Linked DNA regions of Homo sapiens: regions 2, 3, 4 and 5 are each linked to region 1. A link is a loop called in an ENCODE intact Hi-C map of the cell type or tissue named here. Cell type or tissue: Caco-2. All regions are shown on one strand. Links, peaks and the distances in the headings refer to the core of each region. The heading gives the core; the rest is flanking DNA.

Region 1 (5,943 bases), core at 548-5,547:
TTGAGTTTTTATTTCCTGGGATCCCCCCACAGTGGCTCCAGGGGTCCCAAACCAAATTGGATACTTGATCTTACCTGAATTAAAATCCCACTAAGATTCCCTAGGGATGTGAGATATTCAGCCTAAAAGAGCAGATTTAATATATTGATACTGGCCTCCTGTCTTTTATTTGAATTAATAAATTCAAAGTAAATATTTGCTCTTATTTGTTTTTGGTTTAAAAGAAATTATGGTACCTGGTGCAAAAGGTAGCATCGTGACTTTGAGCCTGTAGGCATTTATACCCCAGAGTATGGAACGAGCCTTTGTTTCTATTTCTCTCACGGGGCAGGGAAAAGACCGTGGTCACTTATCACATTCACACACTCTGCCTGTGGCCTTGCATCACAGATGTTTGTCCAGGCTACTTTGTATGGAGAAGTCAGGCTCACTGCTGGGATGGGATTTAGAATCTTGAATCCAATGCATCTTTGGTTAGAATCTCGAATCCAGTGCATGCTTTTTCTATTCATCTGATGGGGCTGCTGTAACAGAATACCCTAGACTGAGTGGCTTAAACAAGACATTTCATTTTCCCACAGTTCTGAAGGCTGGAAGTCCAAGATCAAGATGGCAGTAGGGTTGGTTTCTGGTGAGGCCTCTCTTTCTGGCTTGCAGTTGGCGGCCTTTTCATTGTGTCTTCATGTGGCCTCTTCTCTGTGTTTGGGCAGAGAAAGAGAGAGTGGGGAAAGGGACAGAGGGGAAGGAGGGAGGGAGAGAGGAAGAGAGAAGGAAGGAGGGATCTGGTGTCTCTGCCTCCTTATATAAGGCCACCAGACCTATGAGCTTAGGGTCCCACCCTTATGACCTTGTTTAACCTTAATTACCTCCCTATAGGTCCTGTCTCCAAATACAGTCACATTGGAGGTTAGGGCTTCAACATATGAATTATAGGGGTATGTGGTACACAGTTTAGTCCATAACACTTCCCATATGCCAGATATTACATTAGGCAAGAGGGTATAAAGATATGTATATATGTCAAGCATCAACTCTGGGCTCACAGAGGCACATATTTACGATACAGTGCAATAACGCCAATACCATGTCGGGTATGGGAGGGGCAGAAAAGATCCATTTAGTGTGAGCAGGTCAGGAAAGGGTTTCCAGAGAAGACTGATTCTCAGAGAGGAGAGGAGCTCTTGGGGATTGGTGAAGGTCTGCTAGGCAGAGGGGAAGCCCGTGGAAGAGCATGACAAGGCCATATATTCATTATTTCATCCAGTCTTCATCACAGAGCAGGGCCACTTAGCAAATACGGCACTCTGGCTGAGTGGAGCCTTGGATGTTTGCTGGGGAGCTTCGACTTGATCATGTAGCAGGAAGCAGGCATCCACTAAAGTGTTTCAAGCAGAGGAGGAAACTGAGCATCTTGCACCTGGAAAGTTCACTTGCACCCCAGAAAGTTGAGAGGAAAAGCATGTGTTAGACCAGAGGCTGGGGCCAGTTAGGAAACCCCTGCCACCATATTGTGACTGAGCCCAAAGGCAACAGTGGCGGTGCCAGCAGAGGGGGAGGGAGATAGCCAGGAATTGTGCACACTGCACAAACCTTGGAGTTGATGCCAATGTGGGGAGGGAGAGAGTTTAGGCTGGATCCTAGGTTTTGGTTTGGTGACTGGTGGAGCCATTGTTAAGAACAGAAACACAACTCAAGGACGAGAGAGAAGGAAGAATCATAGGAAACACCATGTATAAAGTTCATGGAATTCAGCTTCCTCAGCTGGGAAGGAGTTTCTTTAAGTTCTCTGGCAGGGATTCCACCCCTCAGTGGGTTCCAGGGACCCAGGGATGGCCAGACCCTTACTTGGCTGGCAGGCTGTGGCTTAGAGCATGGTGTGTGATAGGTATCTTTGGAATAAGTAATTTGTTTACCAAAATCCGTAACTGATGTGACTTTTCAGTATGACTATGACCCAAACTGTCTTAGTCAGAAAAATTTCCCCATAAATAAGCCCTTAGTCATCTGTTGCCAAGACAGTTAAAAAGCTTTTGATCTAAAATCCACGAACCTGTTGTCCTTTTTGCTACGCTGAAACCGATAACTGTTTCAGTCCCTGATTTTGTACCTGCTGTGATTCAAGTAGATTGTAATCTCAGAGCCTTAGGGTTGGCCAGAAAAGCACTTGTAAGAGAGCTGAAGAAAAGGAGATCAGAGAGCAAAGAGGCGGAATAAACCCTTTCTTTCTTGCATATTTAAATTTCCAATTACCCTTTGATGAAGGGAGGGGAGGAAAATGGGTGAATCTCCAGGTCACCGGGTTTTGGGTCCTGGCTTGACCGTAAATTTGTACAATTACAACAAATGTCTCCTTTTCCTCCCTGATTCTGTCTGCGTTTTCTTCCAAGAGGAACTGGCAGGATTTCTATGGGGACGGCCTCTTAGCATCGCAGACTTGCCGGGGAGACGGAGCCCGGACACCCAGGAGCGAGACGCTCTTGGGTACTTTGTGTGTGAGACAGAATAAGAGAGAGAGATGGGGGTGAGCACAGAGAGAGAAAGAGAATGAAAGAATGAGACAGAGGAGAGAGAAAGAATGAAAGAGAATGAGAATGAGGGAGAGAATGAGAGAAAGAGAGACAATGAGAGAGAAAGAGATTAAGGGAGAGAGAAAGAGATAAAAGAAGAGAGAATGTGTGTGTGAGAGAGACAGAGAGGTAGAGGGAGAGAGCGAGGGAACGAGGGAGTGAGAAAAAAGGAGAGTGAGCGCCCCGGAGCTTTGTGGCTGTGACCCACGCGGCCGCCTTCCCACTTTCCCGGTCATCCGGGGCCGCCGCGCTTTCCCTCCAGCCCTCGCTCCCACCGAGTCCCGGAGGCCGAGCGCTGCAGCCCCGGCTGGTGCCCCTCCCGGCGCGGATGCCCGGCCTTTCTGGATCTCCGCCCGACGCGCGCGAGCCGTGGAAGGAAGGCGGGGGCGGGGCTGCCAGGGCGGGGCGCGTTGGGGGCGTGGCCTTGCCGCCCCGCCCCTCCCCGCCCCGCCGCTTAATTCGGACGCGCGGGGCCGCGGGGAGCGAGAGCCGCCCTGCGCCGGACTGGCTTGCGGGCCGGGCCGCCGCCCCCGGAGCCGCCCTCGCGCCGCCTCGGGCCGCCGCCGAGCAGTCGGGCCGCTGGGCGCCGCCGCGGGCGCCGGGAGCGAGCTGGGAGGGAGCCGCGCGCCTTTGTGCGCGCGCCGAGGTAGGTTCGCCTCCCGCACTTACTTTCCACACAAAGACGAGGGGCGCGGGGAGGCGGGCGGCGGCCCTGCCCGACCCCGGCTCCGGGGACCCTCTCGGCGGGCGGGCGGCCGGGCGGGTGGGGGGTCCCCGTGCGCGGGAGGGCAGCGGGCGTACGGGGACCACGGGTCACCCCGCGCGGCGCCCGGGAGGTGCCGGGGCTCAGGGCGGGCACGCGGCGGGGCCGTGCGGGGGGCGCCGCGGAGGCGGGGGCCGCTGCGGGGAAGGGGCCCAGCGGCCGCCCGGCTCATTGTTGCCTTCTCGGCGCTGCCGCGGGGGAGCCCTACCCGGCGCGGTGTGCACTGCCTGGCCGTGTGCGCCGTATGCCCGCCCTCGGCGCCCCTCGCCCCGCGGCGCCCGGCGTGGACCGGGTCGCGCCCCGACGCCAGCCCCCGCCAGGCAGACAAAGCCGGGGCCGGGGAGGTTTGCCCCGCGCCGACGGTGGCCGTGACACTGACTCCAGTCTGCAAGTAACTTTTCCTCTTTTGCCTCTTCTCTTTCTCCCCTGTTCCAGTGAACCCAGCATATGGGGTGGTGTAACACACACAAGGAGTCCTAATTCAATTTGGGTTCCGTAATTTCCCCCAGGCATCTTTAGGTCCCTTGGAGGTGGCACTGATGGGTATGGCCAAGTGTTAGTGTTATGTAGGGGATGGTGTCCACCACTTGTGAAATCTGCAAGAGGAATTAGGTTGAGAGGGTAAACTGTAGATTTCATTCTCTGCTGCAAGGTACCAAGCCTGCTTCCTTCCTCCCTCCCAAAGATTTTAGGCAATGACAGCGGAGCAAAGTTACTTGATAGGATGGGTGCGATTTTGAGGGGTCAAAGAAAAACGGAATGAGGGCTGTTGGACTTCACATTCTTAAACTTGCGATTTCTTGCTATCAAGTACATCGGTTTTCTCCTCCAGCCACGTTTTCCTAACATCACTTTGGAAATTCTATCTATCCAAGTGGCTTTAAGTTGAAATAGTGTCTGGGCTACCTGTCCAGAGAAGATTTCTTAGCGCTGCTGGTTTCCGGTTTAAAACTTTTCATGAGAAAATTTTATATATTAATTAAAAAATTGAAAATATATAGAAAAAAACCACTCATATGCTCACCACCCAAACACACCCTAAGGATGAAGGCATCTTTGCTTAATTTATGACTTGGCAGCCATAGTGTGTTTGTGTGTGTGTGTGTGTGTGTGTGTGTGTGTGGGAAAGAGGGTGGGGTGGTAAATGAGAGCATTACTGACCAGCCACATCAGCCTAAAATATATTTAATCATGATAATTCTACAATATTGGTATGCCACTTACATCCAAGATTAATACGGACAAGTTGTTTTGAAATATATTTTCTTATAGGTTTGCATATAACCACCTGTACAGAAGGGAGAAGAAAGAAACAGGAAAAACAATGTAAATTTCCACTTTATTTGGAAGAATGGGCTGACAAAAAAGTTTCATGGACTATATTTTTGAATTCAGGAGTCATTTGGGATTGACTTTTGTCTTTAAATGAAATCTTTAAGCTTTAAAAATATTTTAAAGGTAACATTGTGTTCTGAGATTCATAAGAAATATGTGATGGAAAGGAATTCTTGTTTGTGGAACAAGGAATAGCAGTGATTGTACAACCGGGTGCATGCTGGCTTCTTAAAGACCTTGCACTGAGAAAGTAAAATAAGGGTTTTCCTGAGAATCGTGAGTTGTGTTGAGTGTGTATGTTCTTTTAAAATAAAATCGTTCTTTAGCCACAGATTTGGCCACTGGACGCTTTTGTCATTACATACTTTTATTTTCCTCTTGTAACATTTTTGGACTTTTGAATTCTCTAATATGCAAAATAGAGGTCTTTGAGACAACCGTTTAGAAGTAGGTTGATCATTAGGATGATGCAATACATTTTGAAGTTAGAAGAATCTACAAGAAGGAAGTTGTGGCTGTGTCCACTCAGGTGCATTTTTGTTGCAGTTCCTGACACTCGGGGCGCTTTAATCTGCACACACGCTCAGGGGAGTGTTGCGGTGCAGTAGTAGCCTGTGAGTGAATGAGTCATGCATGCAGTCTGCTCTGATGATCGGCATTCCTTCAGGAGTCGTGATGTGTTTCTGTCTGCAAAAGTCAAACGAAGCTCCAATAGGAAATGTCACAATCTCCTACCCCAGGGGACTGGAGATCCCCTTCCTTGGGTGGTTAAAAATGGACTTGATTTGCGCTTCTGAGAAACTGACATGTGAAATCTTGTTCCTGATGTGGGAGGATGGACGCCGTCATTCATTCATTCATTCATCGAATCTTTCCTTTGACTGTTAATTGTTTAAAATCTCACAAGTAAAGGTGGAAAAGAGTTTTACTGATTTTCTTTGGGAATGGTGGAGGGGTAGAAGACTTCTCTCCTGATGGAAAGAGGAAAGATGAGGAATATGGCTTAATGTTATTCCTAACTTACCTTCTGCCCCTTCCCTCCAGAATTCTGTGTGCAAGTGTTTTAAGGAAATGAGTTGGGAGTTTGGGTAAGTGAGATCTAGATTTTGGGCATTTGTAGAAGTCCCCGGCTATCTGGGGGAGTTGTCACTCTTCTTTCAGCCTAGAGAAGGTGACTATGGGTGCTAGTGTGCTGTGGGGCACACTCGGGGGTGGGAAAGCTGCTGTGGAGTGGGATGTCCTCTGTGTGCATCATGGGGTCGAGTGTGGCCTTGGGAT
Region 2 (5,943 bases), core at 604-5,603, 110 kb after region 1:
CGGGAGGGTTCTTTTCCATAGTCATGCAAACTAGAGGCACTAATGAATCAATTTTCTGTCTTGGAGGTTACTGCTTGTATTACTTTATTTTCCATCATGGCTTATGTTGCCTATACAGGATCCCCAGGTACCTCCCCAAAGCATCATATTCCTCCAGGCTGGGCTGGCCCTTTGGGTAGCACTGTATGTACTTTCCTCCTACCTGATTTTGCACGGGATGGCTTTGGCTCTAGGACATTGTCACCCCTCTCTCCCTGGGACAGAACAATGAGGCAAGACAGACTGGGAGGCCCCAGGGAAGTGAGGTGGAGGAACAGGAACCCCAGGCAGCAAGGGTGATGAGAGTCAAGAGGAGACCCACCTTTTCCCATTGTCTCACCTCCCTAGGACATGCTCACTTTATTTTGTGTCAACTGACACACATCGAGTACCTGCCTTGTGCTAGTCGGCATGAGAATAAAAAGTGAGTAGGGCAGAGTCTCCATCCATGGGCTGATTCTTGGGAGGCCCCAAGGTAAGCAAGTGTTCCCAGCATGCCAGGATCCTCCTTGTATAGTGACCTTGACCAAAGTGGGTACAAAATGTGCTGTTGGGGCCACGAAAGAGCAATTTACATTTTCCTAAGAGTTCCAGGGAAGGTCAGATCCAGTTGTCACAAGCAAGTACCGCGGTCTTGTCTATGTCACCATATGGACATACTTAGAGGCTCCACACACACACATTGCTTTTTACAAGAGCAAAATGCAGAGAACGAAGGCAATAGCCAACTCTCAGTTATCGGTGGCTTCTTTTCTCCAACTGTTGGACTAATTCTCACTACTGACAGCAAGAAGCCAGGGGGCATCTGGGGCTAGTCTCCTTCAATAGAATGGCTGTGTGTGTGGGAGCAGGGGTGGGGGGGGTGTCGGGGAGGGGGCTGCTTTCCATAACCAAGGTCAGATGGAATTCACATTGGATGTTGGCTTGGATTTTGGGGGAAAAATTGAGTGGGCAATAGAATAAGGAGCACAGGCTCTGGAATCAGAGAACTTGGATTTGAATCATAGTCCCATCGCTTTCTAGCTTTGTGATTCTGGGAAAATAAATGCTTTGGCCCCAGTTTTCTCATCTGTAAAATGGGCGTAACTGACCAGGCATGGTTGCTCACATCTGTAATCCCAGTACTTTGGGAGGCCGAGGCAGGTGGATCACTTGAGGTCAGGAGTTCGAAGCCAGCCTGGCCAACAGGGCGAAACCCCGTCTCTACTAAAAATACAACAAGTAGCCAGGCATAATGTTACGCGCCTGTAATCCCAGCTATTCAGGAGGCTGAGACACAAGAATCACTTGAACCCAGGGGGCAGAGGTTGTAGTGAGCCGAGATTGCACCATTTAACTCCAGCCTGGACAACAGGGCAAGACTCCATCTCAAAAAATAAAAAGTAAAATAAAATGGGCATAATGATTTTGTTTGCCTCATTGAGCCGTTGTAAGAGTTAAAGGAGTAGGGTAGGTATAGTGGCTTATGCCTGCAATCTCAGCACTTTGGGAGGCCGAGATGAGAGGATCACTTGAGGCCAGGAGTTCCAGACCAGCCTGGGCAACATAGTGAGACCCTGTCTCTACAAAAAATAAAAAAAATTTAGCCAGATGTGGTGGCACCGGCCTGTAGTCCCAGCCACTTGAGAGGATGAGGTGGGAGGATTGCTTGAGTCCAGGAAGTTGAGGCTGCAGTGAGCCACGATTGCACCACTGCACTCCAGCCTGGGTGTCAGAGGGAGATGTCCTGTTGAAAAAAAAAAGTGTTAGAGGAGATTCATGTAAAGTGCTTAGTAAACATTAGTGATGATGATGATTGCTGTTCTTTTGTTTATATTTGTTATCTACACTTATTTATGAAGTTCAGGAAGTCCAGGCTCAGTCACAGGCTCTGGGGTGGGGCAGAGTGGCTGCAGTGTTGCTCACACACCCAACGTGCAGGGCCAGGGCCATCCTAGATACAACCCCTCACCACGTGGTATGATTTGAAGCCATAACGTCCAGCTGCCCTCAAATGCCTCTTCTAAAATCCTACCGTGTTAACCTTTTTTTTTTTTTGAGACGGAGTTTCACTCTTGTTGCCCAGGCTGGAGTGCAATGGCACGATCTCAGCTCACTGCAACCTCTGCCTCCCAGGTTCAAGCGATTCTCCTGCCTCAGCCTCCCAAGTAGCTGGGATTACAGGCATGTGCCACCATGCCACCATGCCTGGCTAATTTTTGTATTTTTAGTAGATACGGGGTTTCACCTTATTGGCCAGGCTGGTCTCAAACTTCTGACCTCAGGTGATCCACCCCCCTGGGCCTCCCAAAGTGCTGGGATTACAGGCATAAGCCACTGCGCCCAGCCCTGCATTAACCTTTAAAGTCCCAACCACTGTGTAGCGGTAAAATTTCAACATGCTGTTGTCTGGGGAAAGACAACGCATTTACCCTTTTCTACCTGGCAGAGATACCTTAATACATCCTCAAGCATTGGGTACAGCTGGGACAACCCCTTTTGGCTTGGCAACGGAGAAGTGGGACCAGGCGGTGGGGAAGCCAGTCAGGAGCCATGAGGAGCCTGGGACAGGAGGATGGTCAGTGACAGACAGTGTGGGGGTGAAGCATGTGGGGTTGGAGGCTGGGACATAAGGCCTGGCGCATAGTAGGCCCTCAATAAATATTTGCCATTAAATGACAGGGCCTGGAAAGAGGGAGCTGGGCACTGGCAGGCGTCGCTTGTCATCAGTGTGTCCAGGGCTGGCCCAGCCCAGCCAAAGTCAAGGTGCCTTCCCGGCGAGGAAGGCAGATGGTAGGTTTTCTCGGCCCGTTCTAAGGCCCGGAGGAAGCCTTTGTCCCTGCAGCAAGAACGCCTAATTCAGCCGTTTCTAGGAATCAAGGCTTCTCCTAAGTGTCTTCTTTTATGACTGGGCAAGATAGTCAATTGCTGGCCTCCAGAGAGGAAGGAAAACCTTTCCATGCCTGCTCTTGGCAATAGCAAGGTTGGTGACGTTAGGCTTCGGCAACTCGGGACTTAATCCTTTCTGCTAAGTATCTGCAATACTGAGAGGTTGGGAAGCTTACATGAAATAATAAAACCCAGCCCTAGCCGAGGGCCAGGGCTATACAGACCCTACCAAGGGATGCGGCCGCTACTTTCACCGTCCTTAAAATGATGCGCGTTGCTGCCATCTAGTGTGCACCAGCAGAACGTCTTAGTTTTTAAAATTAGAATCGCAATTCATAGGCTGGGCACAGTGGCTCATGCCTGTAATCCCAGCACTTTGGGAGGCTAAGGCGGGAGGGTTGCTTGAGGCCAGAAGTTCGAGACCAGCCTGGAGAACATAGCAAGACCCCCCCCACTCCCTTCCCATCTCTACAAAAAATTTAAAAAGTTAGCTAAGCGTGTTGGCTCACACCTATAATTCAAGCACTTTGGGAGGCTGAGGTGGGAGGATGGCTTGAGCCCAGGAATTTGAGACCAGTCTGGGCAACATAGTGAGACTCCATTCCATCGCTATAAAAACAATAATTATAATTTGTTTATTAATTTATTGAGTTCTAATATTCTGTTCTTGGTCTGAGGTGAACTAGTTCAAATCATGAGCAGTAAGCATTATGATTACACCTCTCAGTTTGATATGATAGGTTCAGGCACAAAGAGTAAAAAGTCCCCTTTTCTAGGCCCAGTGCTGCCTCTTACTGTGAGGGCAGTGAGGAAGTCATGGAGACTCCTGGTGTGGTTTTCCTCATCTGTAAAACCTACTCGCCGTCCCGCTCCTGCCCACGGTCAAGTATTGCGAGAATTGCAGTTTCACACATTCATTCATCCAGCACATGGGTACCAGGCGCAGGAGCCCTGGGAGTGTAAGGAAGCCAGGGCTCCTGCCATGGGGGAGATGACATTCTATGGGGAAAATAGAAATCACACACTCACACACACCCGTGCACTTGCATGAACACACACACACAATGGACAAAGCATGAAGCCATTTCTCACAGTGACTAATAGAAGTCCCACCTCCTCCATTCCTTGCTTCCAATCGCTCTCCTTTCATAATAGGCCAGTTCTTTCCTAAAACACAAATCTGAGCCTCTTACCAACTTGCAGAGAAACTTTCTTCCTTGTCAATACCATAAGGTTCAATTGCTCTGTCATGGAAGCTACGGTACCAATCACGCCAGCCAGCTTCCTCAAGCTACTTATGGTTTTCTGATACAACAACAGGTAACATTTACCATGTGCCAAGTATTTTGCTCAGTGCTTTATAGATCAATTTGCATATTCATCTTAAGAGTGATGTTGTGTTATTACCCCTCCCCCATTTATCTACAGGGAAACTGAGGCAGAGAGAAGTAAAGGAATATGTCTAAGGTCACACAACTAGTACATAGCAGCCCGGAATTTGGAGCTTGCAGTGAGCCGGGATCGCGCCACTGCACTCCAGCCTGGGCGACAGAGCGAGACTCCGTCTCAAAAAAAAAAAAAAAAAAAAAAATAGCAGCCTGGAACTGAAACCCAGGTCTCTGACTATGGAGCCCGCGCCTTTACCCACTCGGCCACACTGCCATGCTGCTTCCTCCCGGGCAATGCAGCACCTTCCCTCCCTTCGCATCTGGTGGGTCGGCCTTTTCATGGCCTCCTGGTGAAATCTCACCAATTGCAGATGAGCTGACTCAAGCATCCTGCCCGTGAGACTGCTCCTGACACCCACGTGGTGCAACTGCTTTCCCACTGCCAGTGCTGGAAGCCTCATTCGAAAGTGTCATGCCTGTCAGGCACGATAGAGGTTGTATACATGTTTGTCTCCCTGCACACATGGCAAGGGCCTTGGTAAACAGCTGCAGCCGTCTCAACTAAATAAAGGTTTGCTGAATTGTAGTAAATGAAACAGCACAGGAGAAACTGCTCTGTAAACTATAAAACATCAGAGAAACATGAGCCAGCAGATCCTTTGAAAAGTTCTTCATAAAATGTAAACAGATTTAGAGTATGAAGTATTCATTTATGCACAAGCGTTTTCTTCTTTGTGATTTTAGGCCACTTTCTCTGCTAACTAATAATTGCTTCTGCCTTTTCTTTTTAATATAATTTAATTTTAAATTCAATTTAATTTTAAATTCTGGGATACATGTGGAGGATGTGTAGCTACATAGGTAAACACATGCCACGATGGTTTGCTGCACCTATCAATCCATCACCTAGGTATTAAGCCCAGCATGCATTAGCTATTTTTCTGAATGCTCTCCCCTCCCCAGCCTCCCCCGACAGGCCCCAGTGTGTGTTGTTCCTCTCACTGTCCATGTGTTCTCATTGTTCAGTGCCCACTTAAAAGTGAGAACAAGCGGTGTTTGGTTTTCTGTTCCTGCGTTAGTTTGCTGAGGATAATGGCTTCCAGCTTCATCCATGTCCCTGCAAAAGACATGATCTCATTCCTTTCTATGGCTGCATAGTATTCCATGGTGTATATGTACTGCATTTTCTTTATCCAGTCTATCATGGATGGGAATTTGGGTTGATTTCATGTCTTTGCTACTGTGAATAGTGCTGCAATGAACATACGTGTGCATGTGTCTTTATAATAGAATGATTTATATTCCTTTGGGTATATACCCAGTAATGGGACTGCTGGGTCAAATGAGATTTCTGGTTCTAAATCTTTGAGGACTCGTCATAGTGTCTTCCACAGTGGTTGAACTTGCCTTTTCAACCAAGGGTCACTATATGGGGAAATGTTCCTGTTATTGACTTAGAGATTTGAAACTGTAAACTATCACTATGCACACTTTGCACAAAAGCAAGCATTTCCCTCCTTAAAGATCTTTAAAAAGCAACAGTGAAGTGACTCCTATTGGGGGCAAATCTCTCCGGGTAATGGAAGCTGACCTAGCAGTCAAACCCTTGATTCTGGCTGGGGCTCTGTCCCTCACTGGCTGTTCCCTA
Region 3 (5,943 bases), core at 667-5,666, 99 kb before region 1:
AACATACATCCCAGTTCACTTTGGGGTGAAGTTTTAGCATTAAAATGAGGCAGATATCCCAACACTTTGGGAGGCTAAGGTGGGAGGATCCCTTGAGGCCAGGAGTTCAAGACCAGCCTGGGCAACATAGTGGGACCTTATCTCTACAAAAAAATTTAAAATTAGCCAGGCATGGTGGTGTGTTCTGGTAGTGCCAGCTACTTGGGGGGCTGAGGCAAGAGGGATACTTTAGCTGTCTTAAAAAAAAAACAATTTGGAGTTTGAGGCTGCAATGAGTTATGATTGCACCACGGTACTCCCACCTGGGTGACAGAGTGAGACCCTGTCTCTTAAAATAAAATAGAACAAGGTGGTATATATCAAAAGGTTAAGCATAGGACACAAAGACAGTTTGTGCACAGCCTCCATGAGCTGCTGAAACTGGCTTAAGGTCTGCAGTTGCTTATCAGGAAAGAATGTTTATCAGGCCAATCCTCTGTTCAACAGAGTTGTAGTGGTCTGGGTTGTAAATCAGAATTAGGAAGGGTATGTTAATTTGCCTGATAGCTCCTATTGTATAGGAGTTTAGCAAGAGTGCGGTTTTTCTTGTAAGCCATAGGAATTTAGAAATTTGCCCTGCCGGTTGGGTCCTGAAACCTTGATCTGTAGGTAACTTCTGTTGCCTTAACGTTAGAGTTTCTCTTAGTTGACAAAAGGGCATCTGTTTTGGCCTCTCAGATCACAAGTGGCATCAAATACGTTTACATTGTTGTGCAGTCATCACCACCCTCCATCTCCAGAACTCTTTCGTCTTGCAAAAAACTGAATCTCTGTACCCACTAAACAACTTCCCCTTTTCTTCTCCACCTAGCCCTTGGCAACCATCATTCTGCTTGTTCTCTCTATGCATTTGACTACTCTAGGGACCTTGTAGGAGTGGAACCATATATAGTATTTGTCTTTCTGTGGCTAGCTTATTTCTTTGATTATAATGTCTTCAAGATCCAGTTATGTTGTGGTGTGTGTCAGAATTCCCTTCCTTTTTCAAGCTGAATCACATTCCATTGTATGGCTAGACCACACTTTGTTTATCCATTTTTCTATCAGGGAAAATTTGGGTTGTTCACACCTTTGGCTATTGTAGACAATGCTGCTAGGAGCATGGGTGTGCAAATATCCATTCTAGACTCTGCTTTTAATTCTTTTGGGTCAATATGCAGAAGTCTAATTGCTGGCTCATAGGGTAGTTGTATGTGTAATTATTTTTTAGGAATGAGTACTGTTTTCTATAGCACCTGCACCATTACAGTTCCCCCAGCAGTGTACAAGGGTTCCAGTTTCTCTACATTCTCATCACTGCTTATTATTTTCTTTTTTTTAAATAGTGGTCATTCTAATGGGTGTGAAAGTCGTATCTCATTGTGGTTTTGATTTACATTTCCCTAATGATTAGTGATGTGGTGCAGCAATCCATGAGCTTATTGGCATTTGTGTATCTTCTTTGGAGAAATGTTTATTCAAGTCCTTTGTCTATTTTTTTTTTTTTTTTTTTTGTGACAGGGTCTCACTCCATTGCTCAGTCTGGAGTACAGTGGCGCCATCTTGGCTCGCGGCAAGCTCTGCCTCCCGGGTTCAAGTGATTCTCCTGCCTTAGCTTCCCAAGTAACTGGGATTACAGTTGCCCACCACCATGCTTAGTTAATTTTTGTATTTTTAGTAGAGATGGGGTTTCATCATGTTGGCCAGGCTGGTCTCAAACTTCTGATCTCAAATAATCTACCCGCCTTGGCCTCCCAAAATGCTGGGATTACAGGCATGAGCCACCACACCTGGCCCTTTTGCCTATTTTGAATTAGATTGTTTGTTTTGTTCTTATCGAGTTGTAGGCATTCTTTATATATTCTGTATATTAATCCCATATCAGATCCATTATTTACAAATATTTTTGCTCATTGTATGTGTTATACTATTTTGATTTCACCTTAGATTCAGTTAAATATGCAGTTTAATTTTTAACCATCTTGAACTTTGAAGGCTGCCCAGTCTTGGCTGGGCGTCCCCTCTGTATAATTTGTAGATTTTGTCAGAGACCTGTCTCTGGGTAGACCCACCTTTTTGAAGATAGGCTACAACCACACAATATTTTTGGGGTAAACAGTTGGAAACTGTTTGTTATTGGATTCTTCTGTGACACTTAGCATTTTGTTGGCTATTAGTTAAAACCTGATCCTGTGTGTTTGGATGACTCATTTATTGTATTTATTTGATACATACTAACACACACACACACACACACACACACACACAGAGCAATTTACCTAAACCTTTACAATTAGCCTCTTTGATAATTTACAAATTTAGGAGAAAATAAAGTGATCGGATTTCTCCTAAGCCTTAAAATCTCTAAGGGCATTTAACATTCTTCAGTGATGTACAGGTAGACCACCTGGATGTACTGTCAGAGCATAGAAGGTGGCTCCTACCATCTGTAGAATGGGAACCATGATTGCTGTTTCTCTCAAAAGGTTTGTGCAAAACCCACAAGGTTCACTTAATACCCACTGGGAGGAGAACCCAGTTTTCTGTCCAAACATTTTAGCATTTTTCTCTTTCTTTTCCTCTCCCCCTTTAAAAATGTTTGCTCTTAAATCATCACGCCTGGTTCTCTACTCAAGCCCTTCAGTCGCTGCAGAACCTGGGGAGAAACAGAAATTGCAGTTTATTATGATCAGCTGCTCATAAATGGCAACCTTAAAAAAATCGAGACAGCATTTATCAAGTCCTGATGTAAGTGTGAAAACTGGAAGCTTTTCCTGACTGATTGCTAAAGCAGAATTGGATACCACATTTTGTTATAATTCAAAGAAGACTTAAAATGAGTCAGTGTCATTCTTGAAAGATTTGTTTTTATTTTGTGTGTTTTTCAAACTTAAGAAGACCTGGGCTGGGCGCAGTGGCTCACGCCTGTAATCCTAGCACTTTGGGAGGCCGAGGCAGGTGTATCACTTGAGGCCAGGAGTTCGAGACCAGCCTGGCCAACATGGTGAAACCCTGTCTCTACTAAAGATACAAAAATTAGCAGGGGTGATGACGCACGCCTGTAGTCCCAGCTACTTGGGAGGCTGAGGCACCAGAATTGCTTGAACCCAGAGGCGGAGGTTGCAGTGAGCCGGGATCACAAGATCATGCCACTGCCCTCCAGCCTGGGGGACAGAGAGAGACTCTGTCTCAGAAAAAAAAAAAAAAAAAGAAGAAGAAGGAAAAGGAAACAAACTTAGGAAGACTTTGTAGGAGCAAAGGGAAATCTTGTGAAATCTTTCCCTTTGCCCTTGGAGGGTTCATTGAAAAATCAACTGACAAAGGCTGATGATTAGGAGAAAAGGCAAATTCATTAGCACGCACATGGGGAGAGCCACAGTGATGATCCCATATCCCATTGGGGCCCAACCTTTGTGGCCTTACCTCAGAGGGGAGGGAGAGATGGGGAATATAGGTACTTTGGTTGAGGGGCAATACCTGATTACCTGGGAGAATGAATGGGTGGGGGAATAGAGATTAACTTGTAAATAGTTCTTTTTGGAAACTGAATGAGCCTGAGAGATAAACATGATTTTGTAATAGGGTCGATCAGGTCCGGTGACATTCTTGGTCTTTTTTACTGCAATAGATAATGAGACAACAGGGAGAGGAAGGAAAAACAATTCTTGGTGGGTCTGTCTGGTCTTTCTGTAGGTAGGGGAGAAGCCTCTTCCAGTGTCTGTTGATCTTTGAGGGCAAAATACTCATTTTAAAAGGAAGCCATGTTTTGGGGTGGACTTCGCTGTACTCCTTCAACCCAAAACTTATTCTGCTATGGGAGAGCTTATCTTCCTGTTGCAAAGCACCAAATGCATGGCTGTCTACTAAATTTTTAAAATAATACACTTTGGCCAGGTGCAGCAGCTCATGCCTGTAATCCCAACACTTTGGGAGGCCAAAGTGGGTGGATCACCTGAGGTCAGGAGTTTGAGAACAGCCTGGCCAACATGGTGAAACCCCATCTCTACTAAAAAATACAAAAAAAGTATTTGGGTGTTGTGGTGTGTGCCTGTAATCTCAGCTACTCAGGGGGCTGAGGCGGGAGAATCGCTTGAACTCAGGAGGTGGAGTGAGCCAAGATCGTGCCATTGCATTTCAGCCTGAGAATAAAGTGAGACTGTGTCTCAAAAAAAATAAAATAAACATAAAATAAATAATGATACATGAATATTGAATCAAAAACTTTATGAAAAGGAGCAACAACATTCCAGCAAAAGGTTAATTTAACTTCATTTGTCTTAGGAAAAATGCTGAGCCTAAGATGGAGTCCTAGGATATCCATGTACATATATTCCAAATACATAAAATATTGTGGATGAGCATAAACAAGCTATGTGCGTGTCTTTGTTCCTTAAGAATATTGCATGAAATGCACTCGTTTGTGGAACAAATTAATTGTTGTCATTTTTGCATTTACTTATCAGTATATTCCCTGCTCTTCATCTGAAAAGAAGAAATACAGGAATTTTTATTTCTGCAATATGTTTTTTGGGTGGGCAGCTATTGCTGCAGCAGGAATCCTGAACCTCTGAAAGTTTGTTTTCGAAGACTGCTTTTGTTGCAAAAATTGTCTTATTAGATTTTCTTGGCCAAGGAGTAAATTTCAGTGTACTGAACTATTCCTGAATCTCTCCAGCCCTGCTCCAGGTTCCAGGGACTCCCCTGCTCTTTTCACACGCCAGCAGAGGGATGAGTTTTACAAAACGCCATTGTTTCCAAAGGTTACAGGTTTGATATCATACAATGCCTCTGTCCGCCATGCTTTTTGTTGGAAAAAAAAAAAACAACTCTTTGCCTAGGGCCGGTCATTGCATTCTTTCTGGTTTCCTGATGCGTAACACAAGATGATGTTGGGAGATGACTTTGGCATTCCTTTTAGTTCCCTTTCGATGATTCTGTGAGAGATAGGTCTATATTCTTGGAGCTGTGAGGACTATTTAAAATGAAGGTTTTTGGCCAGGCATGGTGGCTCATGCCTATGATCCCAGCACTTTGGGAGGCCGAGGTGGGAGGATCACCTGAGGTCAGGAGTTCAAGACCAGCTTGGCCAACATGGTAAAACCCCATCTCTACTAAAAATACAAAAATTAGCCAGGGGTGGTGGGGCATGCCTGGGATCCCAGCTTCTCAGGAGGCTGAGGCTAGAGAATCGCTTGAACCTGGGAGGTGGAGGTTGCAGTGAGCCGAGATCACACCACTGCACTCCAGCCTGGACGACAGAGTGAGAGTCTGTCTCAAAAAATAAATAAATAAAATTAAAAATAAGAAATAAATAATAAAATGAAGAGTTTCTGCCTGGCATTAAGCTTTTAAAAAATAAATTTATTCCAGGGAATTAAATGAGATTAACCTTGTCCCTGTCAATGTCAGAGAACATAAGGTGAAATTAGGACATTAAAAAATGTCTTAATAGAAGTGGCTTAAAATCAGAGGCATTCAATGCTTCCATAAAAAAGCAGTGGTGGAGAGAGTGTTTTCCAAGGAAAATATGACTAGGTTTCACTTCTGGTCCTTGTCCTGGCACCAAGAGAAAGCTCTTGCTGGATTACAGCACCCCAGGGGCCACATGTGGGGTGAGGTGTGATGTGTGTGTGTGCCCCAGGTTATAAGTGAGCATAGCTCTACTTTTGCACTCACCCTAGTGCGTTTTTTTTTTTTTTTTTTTTTTTTTGCCTCTTGCCATCAGCATCCAAGTGACCAGCTGGGCCTGTAGTTGATCCAGAGCTGGTGTGATTTCAAGTAGCTTCAGCTGTCAGAGTTGCCAGCAGAAAATGGTTATTTAGTCTGTTTCAACATCTGGGGGAAAAAAGCATCATTGTTGTTTATGTCAGAAAATGGATGTAGAGGGAGTTGCAGCAGATTCCACATCATGGATCAAGCTCAGGA
Region 4 (5,943 bases), core at 255-5,254, 67 kb before region 1:
AGGGGAACTCCTACAGTACAGCCGTTATGAAAAACAGTATGAAGTTTTCTCCAAAAACTAAAAATAGAACGACCATATGATCCAGCAATCCCACTGCTGGGTATGCATCCAAAGGGAAGGAGATCAGCATGTCAAAGAGATATCTACACTCTCGTGTTTATTGCAGCACTATTCACAATAGCAAAGATACGGAATCAACCTGAGTGTCTATCAACAGATGAAGGGATAAAGAAAATGTGGCACTTATACAATAGAATACTATTCAGACATTTAAAAAAAGAATAAAATCCTTCATTCGCAGCAACATAGATGAGCCTGGAGGACATTATATTAAGTGAAATAAGCCAGACACAGAAAGACAGATACCACATGTTCTGACTCATATGTGAGAGCTGAAAAAGTTGGTATCATGGAAGTGGAGAGGAGAACAGTGGTTACCAGAGGCTGGGAAGGTTAGGGGGAAGGAAAAATAGGGAGAGGTTGGTTAATGAGTACAAAATTACAGCCAGATAGAAGGAATAGTTTCTAGTGTTCTATAGCACTGCAGGGTGACTCTAGTTAACAATAATTTATTGTATATTTTCAAATAGCTAGAAGAACAGATATTGAATGTTCCTAACACAAAGAAATGATGGATGTTTGAGGTGACGGACAGGCTAATTACCCTGCTTTGCTCATTTCACATGTATACATGTATTGAAATATCACATGTACACATAAATATCTATGATTATTATGTGTCCATTTAAAAGAATGGAACCAAGCCTCTTTAATTATTGGTCAGGAATTCTATTTCTGTCTCCAACAAACTACCTTTTTGCTTCTAAACTTGCTGCCCTAGAGTGAAATGTTAACTCCCAATGTTGCCAACTATGAGGCCAAAGGAAAATGACTTGATGTACATTGGTGAATGTATTTGGTTCGTGTTTTTAAGTTTTTTTATTCCTTCCTTCTTTCTTTATTTCTACTAATGTTCAATCAGGTGAACCTTAGGAAAAGAAGCTAATTTGTACCAAAATCTTACCTTGAACTCCCTAAGTATAAACTTAGTGTGGTTTCACATGCCCTTTCAATGAGGCATCTTGGGATTAGTCCTCAAGGAAAATACAGTCATGAGCCATATAATAATGTTTCAGTCAGCAACAGACCCCATATAGAATGGAGGTCCCATCAGGTTATAAACTATCTTTTTACTGTACCTTTTCTATGTTTAGAAACACAAACAAACACATATTCATGTTGTAAAGTGACAACACACGACTGTAAATGAAAAGTCCATTTGTTTGACAAATTTTAATAGTACATTCTTGGTACATCATCGTGGTCACATTTGATTTAATAAGCATTGTAAAACTCATGATGGGGCCGGGCACAGTGGCTCACGCCTGTAATCCCAGCAGTTTGGGAGGCCGAGGCGGGCAGATCAACTGAGGTTAGGAGTTTGAGACCAGCTTGACCAACATGGTGAAATCCCGTCTCCACTAAAATACAAAAATTAGCTGGGCATGGTGGCAGGTGCCTGTAATCCCAGCTGCTCGGGAGGCTGAGGCAGGAGAATCGCTTGAACCTGGAAGGTGGAGGCTGCAGTGAGCCGAGATCACGCCACTGCTGGGCAACAGAGCAAGACTTTGCCTCAAAAAAAAAAATAAATAAATAAAAAATAAAAAGAAAGAAAAAAACTCATGATGGCAGGGGAGGTACAGAACCAATGTACAGAACCAATGCATGCCTGACTCCTGATTTCCCAGAGCTGGAGTTCTTACACTGGTGTATCAGTTAGGACTCATTCTTTTAGAAGTGACAGAAAACCTGATAGGAATCAGTTTGATTTAAAAAGAAATAGAGGGTTTTTTTTTTGTTTTTTTGTTTTTTTTTTTTAAATAAAAGGGAGTGTATTAGCTGCCTTATGCGGAAAAGTCCAGGGTTAATCTTGCTTCAGGCGTGGCTGAATTTGGGGCTTAGTTGATATCAACAGAAGAAAGCATTGGAGCATCTCTTGGCTCTGCCTTCCTTTGTGTGGGCTTCAGTTTCAGCCGCACGTGATAACAAGGTGGTGCCTACAGTAGCAGCTGCAACCCCTGTCTCTGGTTTCAGGGCCAGTGGATAATAAGAACAGGAGTCATTTTCCCAGAAGTCCAGAGAAAAATCTCATTAGGTCTCACTAACCCTGAGTGTGTCACATTCAGACAGCGAGATGGGAGGGGGTCCCCAGAAAACCTCCAACCAGCCTGCCCACTTGGGGTGGAGCCTCGGGAAGCTCGTGCCATTTGCATCAGGGAGGAGCCTGGCCCCTCCTCTTCCTGTGTGTAACCTGGGATTCCAACAGGAAGGGTTGTAGCAGGGACTCTGACCTAGTAAGAGTCCCTGTTTCCCCCTTTTCTTCCTTTTCACCCAATAAAACCCTGTTTTACTCACCATTCAAATTGTTGGCGAGCCTTTTCAAATTGTCTGCAAGCCTTAATTTTCGTGGCCATGGGACAAAGAACTCTGTCTTTAGCTGAACTAAGGAACAGTCCTGGAACAACATAGCCGCTCTACCAATCAGAGGGAAATGCAGCAGACTGATGGGCGTGGGCCTGGGTCATATGTTGCACCCCTGGAGTGGGATGGTGGGGAAGGAGTCGGTTTCACGGAGCACAGAAAACCACAGTTCTTTAAGAGTGGGATGAGATGGGATGAGATGGCTTTAAAGAGGAAATCAGGACACACTTACTAGATAGTGAGTCAGTGAGTACTAGGCAGCAAAATCAACAGATGTCTACTACAGTTGGACTGTTGTCATTTTATTCTAGCTTTGCTGGGAAAAAGCCACTACGAACGCATTCAGCAAATTGCAGACTTGCGCTGAAGAGAAGAGACACAAGAATTGAAGGAGCTCAGCTTCTTTTCTCTAAATAGAACATAGTTTATACTAGTGAGGACAGATGCTTGTTTATTCTGTGCTGAAAGCTCTCCAACCAAGAGCATTTCCAACATCCTTCCCTCTGCAGATTGTTGCGGGACTTTGCAACTCTTACTAGTCAAAGGGAAACCTTAGGGAGGGGCTATTTAAGATGGAGTAATAAATATGTTTGGAGAAGAGCTAAAGGGCTATGTTATTTCACAGTTCTGGAATTCAGAGCAATAAAAAAGTAAACAGTCTTACTGGCTCAAAGGGGAGAGTCTTTTCATCTTGAAAATGACTTTATTTGGATTATTTTGGCCTCTCAAGAGACTTCCCCTGTGGCTGTATTATAAAATAATTCCTCATGTTTTCATTATATACTGTTCTGTCAGGCCTTGTGAAACAAGAAATGACTTACTGCATTTATTTGCTGTGTGATGGGGCTTTTCTGTTATTTACACATTCTTTGGTATACTATTAATTCATACCCACTTCAAATATGTAATTTTGGAGGCAATTTTCATTAAAATTTCTTACAACACATACATTTGAGATAATTGAACTGAGGCCTTATTTACCCAAATTGCTTATGCCAATACTATTCTATGGGTTTTAAAAGTAGGACACATTTTTAGAAATGGTCTCTGATGATGAATATTTGGAGATGATTTTTGATCTCTGGAAAAACATTTGTTCCCAACACAGGTGAAATCAATTCACTTCTAAGTTGATAATTATGGCAATTTAATGAAACCAGTTTTTATGAATTAAGAAAGACATTTCTTTTTAAAAACATGTTTATTGATACATAATATTTACATATTCATGGGGTACTTGTGATTTTTTTTACATGCATAGAATGTGTGATGATCAAGTCAAGGCATTTAGGATATCCATTATGCAAGTATTTATGATTTCTATGTATTGGGAACATTTCAAGTTCTCTCTTCTAGCTACTTTGAAATATGCAATACATTGTTGTTAACTGTAGTCACCTTGCTCTGCTATGAACATTAGAATGTATTGCTTCTATCTAGCTGTATGTTTGTAACCATTAACCAACCTCTCTTCATTCCCCACACCGCACCCTTTCCTGACTCTGGTAACTATCATTCTACTTTCTGTTTCCATGAGACCAATGTTTTTAGTTCCCACATATGAGTAAGAACATGCAACAAGAATAAGAACATATGAGAAAGGCAAACAGATATTTATCTTTCCATGCCTAGCTTATTTCATTTAATAACTTCCAGTTTCATCCATGTTGCTGCAAATGACAGAGTTTCATTCTTTTTTTTATGGCCAAATAGTATTCCATTGTGTATATTTACCACATTTTCTTTATTTATCCGTTTATCTGGCGATGGATGTTCAAGTTGATAGTTGATTCCATATCTTTGTGAATAGTGCTCAAATAAATATGGGCGTGCAGATATCCCTTTGATATACTGATTTCCTTCGAAAAGGACATTTCTTTCTTCCTTTTTTTTTTTTTTTTTGACAGAGTCTCGCTCTGTGGCCCAGGCTGGAGTACAGTGGTGCAATCTCAGCTCACGGCAACCTCCACCTCCCAGGCTCAAGTGATTCTCCTGCCGCAGCCTCCCGAGTAGCTGGATTTACAGGCAGGCAAAACCACACCCAGCTAATTTTTTTGTATTTTTTGTAGAGATGGGGTTTCACCATATGGCCCAGGCTGGTGTTGAACTCCTGGGCTCAGGCAATCCACCCGCCTCGGCCTCCCAAAGTGCTAGGATTACAGGTGTCAGCCACCACAACTGGCCTGGACCTTTCTTTATCTTACTACCTGAGCTCTAGAGTCTGGTGGGTTCTAATCCAGGTGAGATATTACCAAGAACTGGCAAACTCAGGGCAAATTTGAGACAGTATTCCTATAATGAATAATACCAGTTTTTGAATTCAATTTTTTCACTCTGGTTATAGAATAGCCCCAGTTTTTATTTATGGAACCCTACACCCATATACTTTATTATGGTCTAGCATATCTTCTATTGGGCTAAATTCTTAGAAAGAACAAAGTAAGCACAGTAGCCTTCCTGCCAGGCTAGGAAGGAAGCTGAGTAGGTAACTTCCTGCAGTATAATTCAAGGGATGTTAGAAGGTATCCTGCCTAAAGGTTAAGATCCCACAGAAATAGCCCGTAGCAGACACTCATCAAATATTTGTTTAATGAAGGGAAAAACAAATAAATTAATTGGCGTAAAGTCATCTTGCAGGCAAAATTAGAAAAGGATCATTTAGATATTCCTCTTAATTTATCTCCCTCATTTCTAATGGGGTCTACTTTTATCAGTGTCACGGCAGTGACAACCATTGTCATTAAAGAATATCATACCAGGACTCAGACAAGAATGTGTACACCTACCTTCTTAGAGATAAAAATATAACTGTGAATAATGATGGAACTTTCGAAAGTACATGAAATCAGTTCCTTGAGTGATGAAAAACAAAACATAATTCTCCTTGTTCAACCATGCTGGTGGCATTTCTATTTTATGAAAAACCTGGCCTGGTGTGGTGGCTCACTCCTGGAACCCCAGCACTTTGGGAGGCCAAGGCAGGCAGATCATGAGGTCAGGAGATCGAGACCATGCTGGCCAACATGGTGAAACCCCGTCTCTACTAAAAATACAAAAAAAATCAGCCAGGCCTGGTGGTGCATGCCTGTAATCCTAGCTACTTAGGAGGCTGAGGCAGAAGAATCACTTGAACCAGGGAGTTGGAGGTTGCAGTAAGCCGAGATTGTGCCACTGCACTCCAGCTTGGTGACAGAGTGAGACTCCACCAAAAAAAACCCAAAAAACAAAAAACAAAAAAAACCCCGTCACCATCATTTCTAAGTCACGGGTGCCTTCAAATATATTAGTCACAGGGGGCCCCTGGGTTGCACCACTCCAGGGACAACATGCATAGACACTACCATGTGAATAGCACCCTGGAGTTGTGTCACCCAACGCCCCTGTAGTTACTCTACTCTACTTGGCATTTATTGTTGATTTGTAGTAGCTTGTCCAAAACCTCAGTTCTTTAAGGTGTGGTTT
Region 5 (5,943 bases), core at 535-5,534, 68 kb after region 1:
TCTGTATTTTGTCTTCAGTCTTTTCTAAGTTTGTTTGAATATCCAACTTCCTGGCAAAACTAGATTATGTGAGAACTGCTTTGTTTTTTTTTAACTTTGGCTTTGATCATGATATATTTGGACAATATAGAAAATGCCTCTTTTTAGCCAAGATGCAGACTTTGGGGAGGTACAAGGCTGAAGAAATTTAGTTGCAGGAGTAATTTGCTAGTTTGCATGGAAAGCAGCCCAAACTGTCATTGCTTGACCATCAGCCTCACTTTCTTCTGACAGATACCAGCTGGGTCTTGGGTACCCAACTTTGGCACAAGCCTCTCTGAGATCCTGCTCCAGTCATTTTCTTTCTTCCACAGCACTTTCTCCCTTCCCTGTCCACACTGGAAAAATGAGCAGAGGCCAAGATTGGGTTCATCATTATTCTTTGTTTAAACTAGTGTACTTGCGGTATACGGTCATTCACTTTCATGTTGATGGAACATTAAGTAATGGAGAGTTAGAGTAATGAATTAGTTTGTTGGGACTGTTTGCCTACTTTGTTGAGCATCTGCCACGTGGGCAAGTACTGTGGATGGTAGATGTTTTCCATGAGTTTTCAAGAATGCTGAGACCAACTCTGCATATGCAAGTGTACTAGCTCTGATTTCCAGTTGAGGAATCAAGACTCAGGTTAAATAATTTTATAAAATCAATAATTGATGAGTGACCTAACCAGGGATTCTAATTCAAGATGGGTGGTCTTCAAGCCTGATGCTTTTTTCCATTATGCTGTATAACTTCCCATGGACTATGGATGAAATGACAGAATTGTCATTATGCAGCAGCAACCAAGTGACTTGTGGATAGTAATTTTAATAGCTGTTGAACGTGTACTCTTACACATGCAGAGGAGGGCATGCACCAAAAAAGTGTACTGATTGAGGGTGAATGTTTAGAGGAAACACACCTGTGTCACCAGAATCTGTATTATCCAGAAACAATCTTTTCCAGACCCTGGAAGCCCCATTGGTACTGCCGTCTATTCACTCCCGAAATAAGCATTATCCTGACACCTAACATCAAAGGTTGGTTTTGCCTGATTTTGAACATTATGTACATGGACGCATGCAGTATATACTCTTCTGCATCTTGCTTTGTTTGCTTAACGTTGTATTTGTGAGATTCAGCTGTGCTTTGCTTGCAGAATTGCCAGTTCATTCTCATTGCTGCATAGTATTCCACTATGTCAGCACACCGCTGTTTACTTACCCATCCTACTGTTAGTGGACATTTGAGTTGCCTCCAGTTTGGGACTATTATGAATGGCCTGCCATTAACATTCTTATAAAAATCATTTATATTGATATATTTTAATGAAATATGTCTTTCCTGCCTCCCATCTCACTTTAATGTCATCCTTTGCAAGATGTTTTCTGTTTGGGATCGTAAAGCTGTGATGTTAGAAAGGTTCTAAAGTCCTGTTGAGAGACAGGAAATCATTCTGTTAAAGTCAAATCTGGTTCGTCCATCCATCATCCCAGCCCATGGAGTGCCTAAGAGCTTCCTTTTGGAATTACACAGACTCAAGGTCAAATCTTGGTCCTGCTCTTAAGCAGCTTGGTAACCTTGGGCAGCAGTGACAGCATTATTGTTACTAATTTATTCTTATTCGTTGCCAGTGACAGCGCTAATAGCAGGTGATGTCTATTGAAGGCTTACTGTGTTGTAGGCATTGCGTTTGGTGCATTTCATTTTTTTTTTTTTTTTTTTTGAGACAGAGTCTCACTCTGTCGCCAGGCTGGAGTGCAGTGGCGCAATCTCAGCCCACTGCAGTCTCCGCCTCCTGGGTTCAAGCTATTCTCCTGCCTCAGCCTCCCGAGTAGCTGGTATTACAGGTGCATGCCACCACACCCAACTTTTTGTATTTTTAGTAGAGACAGGGTTTCACCGTGTTGGCCAGGATGGTCTCGATCTCTGGACCTCATGATCCGCCCGCCTCGGCCTCCCAAAGTGCTGGGATTACAGGTATGAGCCACCGCAGCCCAGCAGTTGCATTTCTTATTTACTCTTCATAGCAACCCTGTGAGATCTGTCAGTCCTTTTTCATTGTTGCCTTGTTAAACTGGCGAAGGCCCTTACCCAAGATCACACTTAGAGCAAGTGAGGAAGCTGGAATGCAGATGCGGGTTGCCCCACCCAAACCCATGCTCTTGAAGCTGTCAGCCTCATTTGGAGACTGGGAAGTCATGACCCCTGCCTCATGGGCCGTATGAGGACCAAGTGACAGGGGAAGCTTACATATACCCCCAGGTGACATGGACACCAGCTCCAAGATGGATTCCTTTCCCTGCATCTCTCAGAATGGCCAGCTGCTTTTGGGGTGTGCTTTGACTACAGTGCAGGAAGGCGGAGTGGGCATGGCTGCTCCACTCTGGCTGTCCTAAGGAAAGCGGACCTGCCATTCCAGGTCTGGACACCTCATTAGTTGAGGAGGTGTCGCCACCTATTGGTCGTTCCCACCTCACTCGGGCCAGCTTCTGGTTGCTGTAGTGTAGGCAGATGTCTGTCGGATGTTTCTTGCCCTCCTTAGTTGTCACTCCCTCCTCCTCTGCCATTTTCTAAATATAAAATATGTGCCTTATTTGTAAAAATACATTTTCGGGGGATGAAAAAACTGATGAGAAAATGAGTTTGATACTTTCCCAAGAGCATCACTGTTTGGCATTTGTACAACAACATATTGGCAGCAAATTTATTGAGTTCGTCATTGTTTTAAATGACCATCCTGGGAAGCCACAGAGGACTGTCCCGTAGCCATAGTGGAGCTTGGCAGAGTATGAAACAATAACGTCTCTGCACTTACGCTGATGACTCTGGTGGGACGTCGTTTCTAAGCCTTGGTGCACCAGGTTGGTGGCCACAGAAATCCCCTGGGCACTTGTCTGTTGCCTGGTCTAAGATGGAAATTTTTAGGTTTGCCTTAGGGCCAGGCAAGTCAGGAGTTTGTGATGAAACCAACTGCACTTTGGGAAAAATTCTTACCGGAACTCAGGCTCCTGCCTGTCTGGGAACTGTGGGTGCTGAGAGAGAGGCTTTGGATCTAAGAGGTGTCTTTCCCTTTTCAGGCTGACCCGGCCTGGAGTTTGCCGCCTCCACCTTACGTAACTTGGGTTTCTCAGGGTATTGCCAGAGGGTTGGCAGAATCTTAGAGACAGCTTAGGAAACAGATTCTCCAAAAGTATCTTGGAATTACTTTTAACTTTCCAGACGTTTTAGCAGTTCAAAAGGTTGTTTCACTTTGGTTGGTGGTAGCGCACCTGTAAACTGTACACGTTGCCACGTGCCAAGAGATTGTTTTAGAAAGGATTCAAGTATTAGTGCTTCTAGATAGAATTAGGTCTTATATATTTAGGTAAACATGAAAACTAGCATAATCTGTAAATTCTGATTTTTAAATCTTAGAGGATTAGGTTTTGAATTCATCTCTTTGATGTAGAAATATGCAGACATGGAACCAGAGCAGTCTGCTGGGGCAAGCCAGCTACGGTCTGGGTTTGTTTTATCAGCCCAGTTGTGAAAGTTTTCCGAGGGAATGGTAATTCACCTCTGGAAAGCAGTCAACAGAAGTACCTGGGATAGCCAGAGAGCTGGGCCCGGAGTGAACTTTGGAAAGGGAAAAACATGAAAAGCAAGGACTCAAAATCCATCTGTAAGCATGGGATTTCCCAGTGCTCTGGGATAGTAGAGTCAAATAATGACTTCCGTGTGTTGCTCAGTGGAAATTAAAGGTAGAATTCTCATCAGGCAGCATTTTTCAGTGCATAGTGTGTCTGTCTGAAATACAATTCTGTTATTACTCAACAGCTTGAAAATCTTTCAGTGAGTCCCCTCCATTCAGAACAGCACGAGAGGCCCTTGTCATCAGGCCTGTCTGTTTCCTGCCCCACTCTGAACGACTGGAGCCATTCAGAACTTCATGCAGCACCTTGGCAGTGTGATAGACAGACCTTTTTAGACTTTCCAGAAGCTTCTTATGTTAGTTGCATGAATAGGTCCAAGAACCATTGAACGTTGTCAGTGAGAAAGTCTGTGGGTCATTCAACTGAAGTTACAGTTTTGAAGAAATCAAAGCCCAGAGAAGTAGAGTTTCCTATACAGAGTTTTCCAGGCCTCTAAATAAAGTATGTAATGTTGCTGGTTGCATAGTTGGGCTTATAATAGCTTCTATTGAGTTCTCATGTTTGTGCCAGGGATTAGAGAGAGTCTTTGCATATACATTTTACTCAGTTTTTACAGCATTCATTTTACACATAGGAGAGCTGGGGGTCAGGGAAGTTAGGATTTGTCCAGGATCTCAAACCAGTTTTATTTCTCCTTCACTGAGCTGGTCCTGGTTTTCCTTAATTGACTTAATACATTAAAAAAAGTTACTTTGAGTAAGTTACTTGACCAGTGAAGTGACTGTGACAAGATTATCTTTGTGTTTATTTCTAGAAATGATGTTTCATGTCAGTAATAATATTTGCTTGCAAAGTACTTGTACCTCTAGACATTTCTACCCCATCTTTACTCTCAGGCTCCTGGATTCCTTGTTGCTCAGAGAGGAAATGTACCTGGCCGCTCAACCCCACTTTCTGCACTACACCTTATGGCGGTGGAATCCAAATGGCTCAGGGACACCCTCTGTCGTTAGCCCATGCCTTTGTTACTTCATTTAAGTAATGCTTTCTGAACAGGTCCAAGGGGTCAAAAGAATAGGAACATAAACCAGACATGTTCTTTGCAGTGAAGAGAGGATAAGATTTATATCCACATTGCTATAATACAAGGCGGTGGTTGACGAATTACTAGGAAAAAAGAACAAAGAACATCCCATAGAATTTGGGAAGGCGTCAGGGCAGATGCGGCATTTATTTGGATCTGCTGGATGCGTGAGTTTGGCTTTGTGGAGATCCGGGGCTGCGGTGGGAAAAGCCTCAGCACGCCTTCGGAGGGTGCAGTGCTGCTGTAAGCATGCTGGTGGAGGGAAGGCGGGGTGTGAGGATGTGGGGAGCAAGAACATTTGTTTCAGCTTGATCGGAAGATAGGATTTGTGAGACGCAAGAGTTGCCTTATACCAGAGTTGTATTTTCCAGCGTTGGTAGCAGTGAGCAGGATGGCTGGCAGAGGGAAGAGAGCTGTGAAGAAGGTCATAGTGATGGTTATTGCCATGTGTTAGTCACAGCTCCAGGGCGGGGTGTCACTGAGAAGCAGCTGGAACCCAGATCCCACATGGTTCTCCCGCCACCACCACTGCCCTGAGTACAAAGACTCAAGGAGGGGGTTGCTCCGGCCCGTTCACCCCCTTGTTACTAAATGACCATTTCCCAGACCCCAGTGTGGCCTTTGCATGAGGAGCTGCAGGGACCATGCCACCTGTTCTGAGGACAGGCTTAAGGTCTCCATGCTTAACTCAGACTGAGAGGCTCCTGTGCACCCCCTTTTCCAGCTCCAGTTGTGAAGAAGGACAAACCAGTGAAAAAGAAGGAAGATGTTTGCCCCTGTGTTGACAGCATATACATATACTTCACCACACTGTCCCACGGAAAAACATCCTCCTGGGCTGAAATCCTAAATGCACTACACGCACTTCTGTGCAGCCACAAGTGTCTGAAAAGTCAACCGCAGCCCCCCCCTCCTGCACCGGCTCGCAGTGCCCGTGTCTCTCTAATAGGAGACAGGCTTGGGTGCCCCTCACCCCACTGGTCCTATGTGAGAAGAAAGATTTCCAAGCAACTAAATCTAAAGAGAAGTCAGAAAAACATCCCAAGCTAGGGCCTGTTTCCTAGATTCAGAACTAAAGTCATTTCATTCTGTGCACTGGAAGCTCAACCTCCCTCCTGGCAACAAGGCCCAAGTCATGTTTGCACCTCAACACTGACGTCCAGGAAAGGCTGAGTGGGCATCTTATGCTGTCTCTAGTTGAGG

Evidence for each region. A loop is a pair of places that touch in the nucleus more often than their neighbours do. Peaks named below come from ENCODE experiments on the same cell type or tissue, not always from the same donor. Only the 100,000 strongest peaks of a DNase experiment are listed, where the experiment ranks them.
Region 2: a loop joins it to region 1, with 2.3 times the contacts of the local background. A loop is called at or near these places in 10 of 110 quality-filtered maps.
Region 3: it touches region 1 in a loop (4-fold over the local background); 3 of 110 quality-filtered maps call a loop at or near these places.
Region 4: it touches region 1 in a loop (2.8-fold over the local background); 7 of 110 quality-filtered maps call a loop at or near these places.
Region 5: a loop joins it to region 1, with 5 times the contacts of the local background. A loop is called at or near these places in 10 of 110 quality-filtered maps.

The regions. Positions count from the first base shown.
Region 1 is chr10:14,601,510-14,607,452 of GRCh38, reverse strand. The region is part of intron 2 of FAM107B (family with sequence similarity 107 member B); the gene reads left to right. Among named protein-coding and RNA genes, the nearest start is that of MIR1265, 170 kb to the right of the region's middle. RefSeq lists silencers at 2,695-3,194, 3,425-3,644 and an enhancer at 5,314-5,483. In Caco-2, for the core only: no CTCF peak of the experiment used is centred there; DNase peaks (open chromatin) are centred at 2,962 and 5,262; H3K4me3 peaks cover 3,353 bases.
Region 2 is chr10:14,496,353-14,502,295 of GRCh38, reverse strand. No RefSeq gene overlaps it. Among named protein-coding and RNA genes, the nearest start is that of MIR1265, 63 kb to the right of the region's middle. In Caco-2, for the core only: a CTCF peak has its summit at 3,176 (motif pointing left); DNase peaks (open chromatin) are centred at 1,935 and 3,165.
Region 3 is chr10:14,700,613-14,706,555 of GRCh38, reverse strand. The region is part of intron 1 of FAM107B (family with sequence similarity 107 member B); the gene reads left to right. Among named protein-coding and RNA genes, the nearest start is that of FAM107B, 71 kb to the left of the region's middle. In Caco-2, for the core only: no CTCF peak of the experiment used is centred there; a DNase peak (open chromatin) is centred at 3,425.
Region 4 is chr10:14,667,808-14,673,750 of GRCh38, reverse strand. All of the region lies in intron 1 of FAM107B (family with sequence similarity 107 member B), which reads left to right. Among named protein-coding and RNA genes, the nearest start is that of FAM107B, 100 kb to the left of the region's middle. In Caco-2, for the core only: no CTCF peak of the experiment used is centred there; DNase peaks (open chromatin) are centred at 2,270 and 2,992.
Region 5 is chr10:14,533,638-14,539,580 of GRCh38, reverse strand. All of the region lies in intron 2 of FAM107B (family with sequence similarity 107 member B), which reads left to right. It overlaps LOC124902381 (a long non-coding RNA gene), which reads right to left. Exons shown (of 3, transcript XR_007062063.1): 3 at 1,734-5,153. Among named protein-coding and RNA genes, the nearest start is that of MIR1265, 100 kb to the right of the region's middle. RefSeq lists an enhancer at 2,318-2,387. In Caco-2, for the core only: a CTCF peak has its summit at 2,491 (motif pointing left); a DNase peak (open chromatin) is centred at 2,450.